Linked DNA regions of Homo sapiens: region 1 is linked to region 2. A link is a loop called in an ENCODE intact Hi-C map of the cell type or tissue named here. Cell type or tissue: PC-9. All regions are shown on one strand. Links, peaks and the distances in the headings refer to the core of each region. The heading gives the core; the rest is flanking DNA. Region 1 has its middle 28 kb from the start of SETBP1-DT. Region 2 holds the start of LOC124904291 (a long non-coding RNA gene).

Region 1 (5,386 bases), core at 153-5,152, 310 kb before region 2:
ACTGTGGCTACTAGCCAGAAAAATTACAGAACCGTATCTAAGAAACTTGTTTATACTGGAAAGAGACCAGTCATTTTTATTATCATCATACTAACAAAATAATAACAAAGAATCAAATCATGCTTGTTGATTAAATTCTACTTGAAGAACTGAGCACGGTTTGCCCTCTGTATTTGTAGGGGATTGGTTCCAGAAACCCCAGCAGACACCAGAATCAATGGCATAGGGCCGTGGGACCTCTGTATCTGTGAGTTTCCATCTGCAGCTGGATGTGAAACCTGTGGATATGAAGGGCCAACTGTACTGACCCATATTCTTTGGGGTTCTTGATTTGATGGTAGGGGTCATATGTGTGTTGGAGGCACTGGTGGGCAGGAAAAGGGAGATGTATCTGAATCATCTGGAGACTTATTCAATTCAAAGTATTTTTGCACATTTCTATGTCTTTCTCTTTATTTTTGATTTATTCAATTATGCCCTTGAAGGACAGGTTTTTGGATTTTGAAAAAAAAAGCTTCTCAGATGATTCTGATATAATAAATGTATAATAATAATAATAAGTAACATATAATGGAAAATTGTTTGTTTGTTTGTTTTTGAGATGGAGTTTCGCTCTTTCTGACCAGGCTGGAGTGCAATGGTGCGATCTTGGCTCACTGCAACCTCTGCCTCTGGGGTTCAAGTGATTCTCCTGCCTCAGCCTCCCAAGTAACTGGGATTACAGGCACCTGCCACCATGCCTGGCTAATTTTTTTTTTGTATTTTTAGTAGAGACGGGGTTTCACCGTGTTGGCCAGGATGGTCAACCAGGGTGGTCTCGTGATCCGCCCGCCTCGGCCTCCCAAAGTGCTGGGATTACAGGCGTGAGCCACCGTGCCCAGCTGTAAAACATTTCTTGAATGCTTTCCGTGTGCTGGACACTGTCCTAAGCCCTACTCTTTCCTGTGGTTGAGACCTTTTCTCTGTGATATGCATGCAAATTGGTACTATAGTCTAGAAATTAGCTACATGAGGTCATCCACATTCACTTTCTTATACCCTTATAATGTTGTATATTTTCCATGAGAAAAATCTGTGCACTGAAAGAACAATTTCCTATGTGCCACCATATGTGACTTTGGACAAAAAATATTATTCTAAGCCTCAGTTTCCTTATTTGTGGCAAATAGGGAGAATAAAAGCTTCTTTGTCTATATTGATATATTAATGTTTACTATAATGAGATGGCTAATTCAGAGTGTGGTTAAGAAAGACAGAAACTTAGGACATTAACTGGAAATCAAAATTTACAATCAAAGAAAGTTTAACTGAATCTAATTTGGGCTAAACACCATGAGGTACAAAGAACTCTATAGTATTTCCTTGCTTCTAATGTTTTCAGTGATAAACTACATGAAATAATCAGTGAACAAGAGACCTTTGTGTAACCAACATGGTGCTAAAATATGGGTCAAAAATTAGGGAATAGACAAATCTAAGACACTATTAGCAAAAATGTTTTAAAAAAAGGCAGATAGTAACATGGACTAGATTCATGAGAGAGGTGAGACGTGAGTTAGGTCTTGAAGGTAGCAAGGTGGAAAGAAAGAAAACATATTTTTAGTAGCTGCATTGGTGGAGGCAGGAGGGCAAATCTGGAGTCCTAAGTAATCCCAGTATTATGCTATAACTCTCAGAGTCAACCCTATACACAAAAATAGAGAACATAAATTCATCGTGACATTATGCAGTGAGCATCGTCTTGTGAGGGTTACAGTGTAAGTAAAGTATGTGCCTCTGTGTGATTTGTGTCTCTGGAGGAAGTCTCACCAGAGGCAAAAGGTCAGAATTATGTCGTGTAATTCCTGTGTCCTCATAACATCCAGTATGATTCCAAGTATATTGGGAGAAACTCGGTTCACATTTTAAGTGGGTTGGAGACATAAGGAGGTTTCATAGGGTTGGCAGGTGGGATAAGGTGATAGACTTGGAACCAGAAGTTGGAAAAACAGGGCTGTGCAGAAGGGGAGTGAGAACCTTCACAGAAAATTAGCTCTCCTAAGCTATTTTCCTAAGACAAGGTCTCTGTCACATATCTCTAAAACACCCACCTCAAAAACTGGAAAGTCTGTATCTTTTCTACCCACCCTTCCCCCAACCCCAAATTTCTTTCTTTAAATGTAGACAAAAGTTGAGGCTGAGCTCGTGTGATTAATACCAGCCTGTCTTGAGTGCACCTCCATCACCCCACGGTCTTCCCATTTTTCTTAGATGCTGAGAAAATGCTTTTCACAGCTATGATGACACAGCCAGAAATATCACCTTTTGAAGACATCATAACCGTGAGATATGACACTCTTTCGGCCGTTAGAAGGTTATTTGCTGTAGCCATTAAATACAGCCCTGTCATTCCCACTCACCTGAGCCATATTTCCTCCTTCAATAGATTATCCATAAATATAGGCTCAGGTACAAATAGAAATAATGAACATTCACAGATAAAGAAGACATGCACAGCCAAATCCTGCCTGAAGATAAGAGAACAGTCCTCCCTAGAGCAGGCTCAGCAGAGCCCAGAGGCCAGGTCTCCTGGAGGGGTCCCAGGGACTCAGGGCAATGTGGCAATGCAGAGTCCATGCCTGCTAAATTCCAAAGATGTTACAGACTGCCCACTTGGTACTCCAGCCTACTTTGTTGACATTTATTAATTAGAATTATTAGTAGCAGCTTGTCCAGAATTTAGCTTCAGTTAATATTAGTATTTTTAACAAGACATTGTGTTGTTCGTATAGATTCCATAATTTCCAAAGGACTAAACAGGTTTACTCGCTTAATCTAAGTAATTTTACATATTCCAGTCCAGATGCCTTATTATCTTCTGTGCGTTCAGCACTTTCTTAAGAACCTGATGAAATAAAATAAAAATGTAAAAAAAAAAGTGACAATTTAGCATCAAACTGTGCCAAAACTTTTGGCCTTACGCAAGAGTGAAACAACAACACTAAAACTAAATGCGAGACTGAGTAGCACTGGTGACTAATTCCGCAGGCATTTGTAGAGAAAGATAACCAACGATCTCCTGGGACTGATAGGACTTTAGCTGGGCCTTGGGAGTGGCAGGTATGCAAAGGGCCTTTATCTGGGTTCTCAAAACTTGGAACCCTGTAGAGAGTTTGGCAGATTATCGGTAGGAGTGAGTGGAAATTTGAGAAGGGAGGAATATCTCTGAAATGAATGGGAATATTTGCTGCAAAGTAATATAAGACCTAAATTGCTCACGAGACTTCTAGCATTGAGGAAGATAACCCTGGGCAAATTAAGTCTTGGAAATAATTTGTAGATTTGTGTAATACTGTGATATAGCGATTCCCAAGGATGATCTACAAACACAGAAACAACTTCTTCATAAGTGTTTGTGTACCCCATCATTAAAAAATATGTTTCACCCAATGAGAGAAAACCCAGGGAATACCATGACAGGTATGGGATTAGTGTCATTTTGTGCTTCCAGATAGATTTGTCTACCACGGAGTAAAAACATAGTGACCTATCTACAAGTTGTATTTTTGTCTATCGGCCTATGCATGAAGTTGATGCATTTGATTGGCCAAGAGGACTTGCCTCATGCAGAGGCTCCCAGTAAATAAAATGAGATTGCTTTTCATAAACATGCATTCATTTCACAAGCTCATACCTTCAATTAGTGAAATATTTTCATGTGCTAATGCCTCTGTTTTTAGAATAAAGTGTAATTAATTTTTAACCCTCAAAGTACATGACACACTTATATGCAGGTTAAGTGCTTTATGCATTTTCAACAGCTTCCAGATCTTTAGTGTATCATCTGAAGCTGTAACATACACATAAAATTCATATACATATGTTTATAAAAGTTCTTGCAAGGACAGAGAGAAAGAGAGAGAGAGAGAGAGACAGACATTTGTTCATACACATATTGAAAGCAATTTTAGTTTGAGATCTGGCCATAGGCTGCCAGGATTGGAAGAGAGCTACATACAACAGTGCGTGAAGAGATTGGGTTGGCCTGATTTTGACCCTCAACAGTCTGTTTGCACACAGTAGCTGGGAAGGTGCTTTTGAAAAGTAAGGCAGTTTTGTTAGTTGCCTGCTCAAGGCCCTCCAATGGCTTCCTATTGAAAAGGAAACAGTAGGTTAGAAAACAACCTAAAGTCCTCATCTCAGCCTACCAGACCCTTCTCCAACTGGCCCCGGTTACCTCTTATTTATTTACGATCATTTTTGTTCACTCCACCCTCACTGACCTTCTCGCTGTTCTTCAAAGATGCTTAGCGGGTTTCTGGCCCAGAGTCCTTTTCCTTGATGCTCTCTCTGCCTGGAACACAATTCTCTCAGACACGCACATGGCTGACTTCCTCCCTCCACTCAGGTCTCTGCTCAAAGGCCACCTCTGCAGCGAGTCCTTCCCTGATCACCCCATTTAAGATTGCCCCCATGTCTTCTCTGGCCCACTGTCTTGCTTCCTTTTGCATCACAGGAGTTAGCACGACCTGACATTTTATAATACATCTATTTGTTATTCCTTTAGTTTATGTTTCCTAAATAAGGATGGCAGTTCCACAAAGGATGGCTTATGTCTTGTTTTCAGCTGTATGTCTGGCACATAGTAGATACCTATTAAAAGCTTGTTGAGGCCGGGTGCGGTGGTTCATGCCTGTAATCCCAGCACTTTGGGAGGCCGAGGCGGGCAGATGACCTGAGGTCAGGAGTTCATAGACCAGCCTGGCCAACATGGCAAAAACCTGTCTCTACTAAAATACAAAAATTCGCCAGGCATGGTGGCATGTGCCTGTAGTTCCAGTGACTCAGGAGGCTGAGGCAGGAGAATCACTTGAACCCGGGAGGCAGAGGTTCCGGTGTGCCGAGATTGTGCCACTGCACTCCAGCCTGGGTGACCAAGTGAGACTCTGTCTCAGAAAAAAAAAACAAAAACCAAAAAGCTTGTTGAATGAAAAAACAAAAATAGCAGAATAGTATTTCTTGGCTTATTTACTTACTTAGTAATTCATTTATTATGACCACCATATGCCTACAACCCAATCTGAGAACTGGAATATGATTAAATGTATCAGAGAATGTCATAGCCCTATGTCGGCCCTTCCTCCCTCACTTGGTCTCCCCCATCCAAGGTAATATTTATCTTAGGTTTTGTGTTATAATTTTCTTCCTTTTAAAACATAGTTTTATTTATATATATGTATATATATATATTATACCTATATATGTATTTAAATTGTATTTTGCTTTGAATGCATTTTTCATTTTGTTTGATTCTGAATTTCATTTAAAAAGAATATCATTCTACATGTAATCTCCTGAGACTTTTTCCCACTCAATATTTTTGGTTCCTCAATATTGTTTTGCTATT
Region 2 (5,386 bases), core at 116-5,115:
TTTTTAACTTTTAACAAGCTAAAACTGACCCTGTATTCTGTATCGTTTTCTTCCAAATGCCAGTTAGTTATTCAAAAATCTGGGTCATTTGTCATATAGAATTTCCCACATTGTATTTGGCTAACTCTTTGTGGTTATCATTTAACATGTTTTTCTAAGCTTCATTTTTTCCTGAAAACTGGCAGTTGGATCTAAAGCCTTAGCAAGATAAAAGCTTATTATTATTATTTTTTTACTCCAGCAAGAGCAAGGCAGAGATGGTACTGTATGCTTCATATTGCATTATATCAAAAGAAATGAAATATTTTCTTTTCCTACCTTTAGTAACAGTAGATTTCAATGATGAAAGTGGAATTCATTTTTAAATGAAGGTCCCAATTAGCTTTCATCTGAAGGGTTAAACAGCCATTCATGACTAATACCTAGATCCACTGTTTCTTTATTTTCTTTCTATTTTTGTTGAGGTAGGGTCTTTCTTTTGCCCAGGCTGGTCTCAAACTCATAGTCTCAAGTGATCCTTTCACTTCTGCTTCCCAACTGGCTGGAATTACAGGTGTAAGCCATGCCTCCAGCTATTATTTCATTAGGAAAAAAATTATATAACAATCTTACTTCATTTATAAGCTGTATTTATACTACAAAGAATAACTTTTTATTATTCTCTTTCTGGTTTCACTGAAATACAATCCACGCAGAGTAAATACATGATATTTTCCAATTTTCAGAATAATGAGTTAGTTCCTGTGAAAACCCCAACTTTGATGAGAATTTTTAAAAGATCATGAACACATGTATTTTTAATGTTTTGATGTGTTTCAATTCATTGAAGTTATTACTATTTAGATAGTTATGTTTGGCCCCTATTTTTGGCCAGTAAGCTTCCCTAAAAGTCAATTTGTATGTCCTTCTGACATTACCCCACACTTTGCATATCTCTTGGCTTTTAGAGACAACAAGATAACCACACTCATTTTGGAGTTGTCTTGCCCTAGAGAGGAACTACAGTCTCTTTCATTCCAAATTTTGGCAGAAGAAGAAGAGTGTTTCATACTGGTGTGTCTGCAGGCTAGGAAGAGGGAAGAGTCTGAAATTGGGAGTAGGGGGAATGGAGATAATGCTCCTTCTGTGGATTTCAATAAGAACTGGCTCTGTAGGGGGTTTCTCTCTGTGTATTTCTTTCTGTTATTTTTTGAAAGCCTAAGGGCTTTCATCACTGACTTCTTGAATGATTATGTCACATTTATCTCACTACTTTCTAGTTTGTTTTTACTAAATTTGAAAAATAAAGTTTGGAGCCAGAAAGCACTTTTAGCCAAGAGTCAAAACACTTGGATTCTCAGAACCTGCTAACTATGTGGCCATAGACAAAACCTAAAAATGCTCTGGCTCTCATTTTTTTTTCATTTACAAAATGAGGATTATAATAAGTGCCAACTTAACTTTCAGAAAAGATGTGCAAATATTACTAAAGCAAAAGTGGGATGTCTTCAAAAAACACAAGTGTACAATTGTGTATTGCTTAATGACAGGGATACACTTTAAGGAATACATTGTTAGGTGATTTCATTGCTGTGCAAACATTATAGAGTGTACTTTACGTAAACTGAGATGGTACAGCCTACCACATACTTAGGCTATATAACATAGCCGATTGCTCCCAGGCCACAAACCTGTATAGCATGTTGCTGCACTGACCAGTGTAGGCAATTTTATTTATTTATTTATTTATTTATTTGACAAGAATGAGACTTTAATCAGTTTTAAGTGGAGTTTATAGTGTATGCAATTTTAACACAATGTTAAATATCTGTGTATCTAAACATATCTAGATGGAGAGGACAGAGCAAGATGGCCTAATAGAAGCCTTCATTGATCATCCCTCCCATAGGAACACCAATATAACATCTACACAAAAAAGCACATACACAAGAATGAAAAATTATGTGAGGTATCACAATACCTGGTTTTAACTTCATATCACTAAAAGAGGCACTGAAGAGGGTAGGGAAAACAGCCTTAAATTACTGATGCCACCCTTCTTCCATACTCCCAACAGTGGCCATGTGGCAAGGAGAATCTATGTGTTTGGGTGAGGGAGAGTGTGGTGAATGAAGTGCTGCTCTGTCACAGCAGAAAGGAAAACATGGCTAAACTCAGCTGATGCCTACACATGGAGGGGGGATCGTTTAGACCAGCTTTAGCCAGAGGGGAGTTAGCCATCCCAGTGGTTGAATTTGAGTTTTGGGAAGCCTTGCCCATGAGGGCTAAGGGGCTCTGGGGTCCTAAATACGCTTGAAATGCAGTCTAGGCTACAAGGACTTGCAATTTCTAAAAAGTCCTAGCAGCATACTGGGCTCAGAGCTAGTGGATATGGGACATCAGCCAGGGTGACTAAGGGAATGCTTGTGCCTCTCCCTCGACAAACCCAGGCAGCACAGCTTGCAGCAACAAAAATGACTCCTTTATTTTACTTGAGGAGAGGAGGAGGGAAAGAAGAGTAAGGGGGACTTTGTCTTGCATCTTGGTTACCAGGTCAGTCATATTAGGATAGGGCACTGGGAAGAGTCATGAGTCCCCCATTCCAGGCCCTAGCTCCTGAACAACATATCTAGACATACCCTAGACCAGATGAGAACTTGCTACCTTAAGGAAAGAAGCCAGTCTGGCAGGATTAATCACCTGCTGACAAAAATGCCCTTGGGCCTTGAAGAACCAGCAGCAATACCTACATAGTTAGTCATGGGCCTTGGGTGAGTCTCTGAGATATGCTGGCTTCAGGCACCAGCTTGGCCACATTGGGTAGAGCACAAAGAGGGCTATTGACTTCCCTGATTCTAGGCCTTGGCTCTTGGGTGGCATTTCTCAACATGTTCTGGGCCAAAGGGGAACCCATTGCCCTGAAGGGTGAGTCGCAGGCCTGATGGCTTCACCACAGGCTGACTGAAGAGCCCTTGTGGTCTTTAAGTGAATATCTGTGATAGCCTGGTAGTACCTCTCTTGAGTCTCTGGTGGTGGTGGCCACGAGGAAAGGCTCCTCTGCCTGGGGAAAAGGGAGGGAAGAGTAGGAAAAATATTATCTCATGGTTTGAGTGACACCTTAGCCTCAATACAATAGAACACCAGGCAGATTTCTAAGATCTTTGATTCCAGTCCCTGGCTTCCAGACAGTACCTGTGGACCCACCCGGGGACTGAGGAAACTCACTAACCTGATGAAAAAGACAAGCCTGGTTGGTTTTGTTACCTGCTGATTATAGAGTCCTAGGGCCTTGAGCAAACAGAAGCAGTAGCCAGGTAGTGGTTACACTGGGCTTTGGGTGAGACCAAGTGCTGTGTTGGCTTCAGTTCTGACCCAGTGCAGTCTCAGTGGTAGTGGCCACAGAGGTGTTTATGTCTAGCTTCAGGCAGCTCAGCAGATAGAGAGAGACTCTGTTTGTTTGGGAGAAATTAAAGGAAGAGAACAAGAGTTTCTGTTTCTGTCACTTTCAACTTTTCCCCACTAAGTATAATGTTGACTATGAGTTTATCATAGATGGCTTTATTACCTTAAAGTATGTCCCTTCTATGCCGATTTTACAGAAGGTTTTAATCATAAAACGATGCTGGATTTTGTCAAATGCTTTTTATGCAGCTCTATTGAGGTAATCATATGATTTTTGTTTTTAATTCTGTTTATGTGGTGTATCACATTTATTGACTTGCATATGTTAAACCATGCCTGCATTTCTGGTATGAAACCCACTTGATCATGGTGGATAATTTTTTTGATATGCTATTTGAATACTCGCAGTCAACTGATCTTCAAAAGAGCAAAAAAAAAAAAAAAAAAACAACAACAAAACAAACAAACAAAAAAAACATAAACTGGGAAAAGGCCCCCCTATTCAACAAATGATGCTGAGATAACTGGCAAGCCACGTGTGGAAGAATAAAATTGGATCCTTATGTCTCACCTTATACAAAAATCAACTCAAGATGGATCAAAGACTTAAACCTAAGACCTGAAAACATAAAATTTCTAGAAGATATCAGAAAAACTCTTCTAGACATTGGCTTAGGCAAAGAGTTTATGACGAAGAACCCAAAAACAAATGCAACAAAGATAAATAGATGGGAGTTAATTAAACTAAAAAGCTTCTGCACAGCAAAAGAAATAACAAGCAGAGAAAATAAACAACCCACAGAGTGGGAGAGAATTTTCACAAACTATGCATTAAAAAAGGACTAATTACCAGAATCTACAAGGAACTCAAACAAGTCAGCAAAAAAACCCAAATAATCCCATCAAAAATTGGGATAAGGACATGAATAGATACTCTCAAAAGAAGATATACAAATCACCAAAAAGTATATGGGAAATGCTTAACATCACTCTTTATCAGGGAAGTACAAATCAAAACCACAATGAGATATCACCTTACTCCTGTAAGAATGGCCATAATCAAAAAATTAAAAAATAATAGATGTTGGCATGGATGTGGAGAAAAGGGAATGCTTTTACACTGCTGGTGGGAATGTGAACTAGCACAACCAATATGGAAAACAGTATGGAGACTTCTTAAAGAACTAAAAGTAGATCTACCATTTGATCCAGCAATTTCACTACTGGATATCTACCCAGAGGAAAATAAGTCATTATATAAAAAAGACACTTGCATATGCATGTTTATAGTGGCACAATTCACAATTGTAAAAATATGAAACCAGCCCAAATGCCTATCAATCAACAAGTGGATAAAGAAAATATGATACACACACACACACACACACACACACCATGGAATACTACTCAACCATAAAAAAGAATGAGATAATGACATTTGCAGCAATCTGGATGGAGTTGGAGACCATTATTCTAAGTGAGGTAACTTAAAAATAGAAAACCAACATTGTGTGTTCTCACTTGTGAATGAGAGCTAAGTTATGAGGACACAAAGGTATAAGAATTATAAAATGAACTCTGGGGACTCGGGGGGAAGAGTGGAGGGGGAAAGGTTAAAAGACTACACATTTAGTACAGTGTACACTGCTTGGGTAATAGGTGCACCAAAATCTCAGAAACCACCATAAAGAAATTATCCATGTAACCAAACACCACATGTTCCCCCAAACTATTGAGATTTTTAAAAAAGACAAAAAAAATTAAGATAACACAGAAAAGGAATTCATAATTCAATTAGATATATTTAACAAAGAGATTGAAATCATTAAAAAGAATCAAGCAAAAATTCTGGAGTTGTAAAATGCAACTGACATACTGAAGGCATCAGAATCCCTTATTGGCAGAATTGATTAAGCAGAATAAATAATTAGTGACCTTGAAGAGAGGGTATTTGAAAATACACAGTCAGAGGAGATTAAAAAAAATAAGAATATAGCACACTTAC

The links. A loop is a pair of places that touch in the nucleus more often than their neighbours do. Peaks named below come from ENCODE experiments on the same cell type or tissue, not always from the same donor. Only the 100,000 strongest peaks of a DNase experiment are listed, where the experiment ranks them.
Region 1: a loop joins it to region 2, with 5 times the contacts of the local background. A loop is called at or near these places in 2 of 110 quality-filtered maps.

The regions. Positions count from the first base shown.
Region 1 is chr18:44,649,308-44,654,693 of GRCh38, reverse strand. No RefSeq gene overlaps it. Among named protein-coding and RNA genes, the nearest start is that of SETBP1-DT, 28 kb to the left of the region's middle. In PC-9, for the core only: no CTCF peak of the experiment used is centred there; a DNase peak (open chromatin) is centred at 3,033; H3K27ac peaks cover 2,423 bases.
Region 2 is chr18:44,339,377-44,344,762 of GRCh38, reverse strand. All of the region lies in intron 2 of LINC01478 (long intergenic non-protein coding RNA 1478), which reads left to right. LOC124904291 (a long non-coding RNA gene) reads right to left here and starts at 3,428. Exons shown (of 2, transcript XR_007066348.1): 1 at 3,244-3,428; 2 at 1,733-3,040. RefSeq lists an enhancer at 2,439-3,638. In PC-9, for the core only: no CTCF peak of the experiment used is centred there; DNase peaks (open chromatin) are centred at 1,612, 2,412 and 2,782; H3K4me3 peaks cover 606 bases; H3K27ac peaks cover 3,111 bases.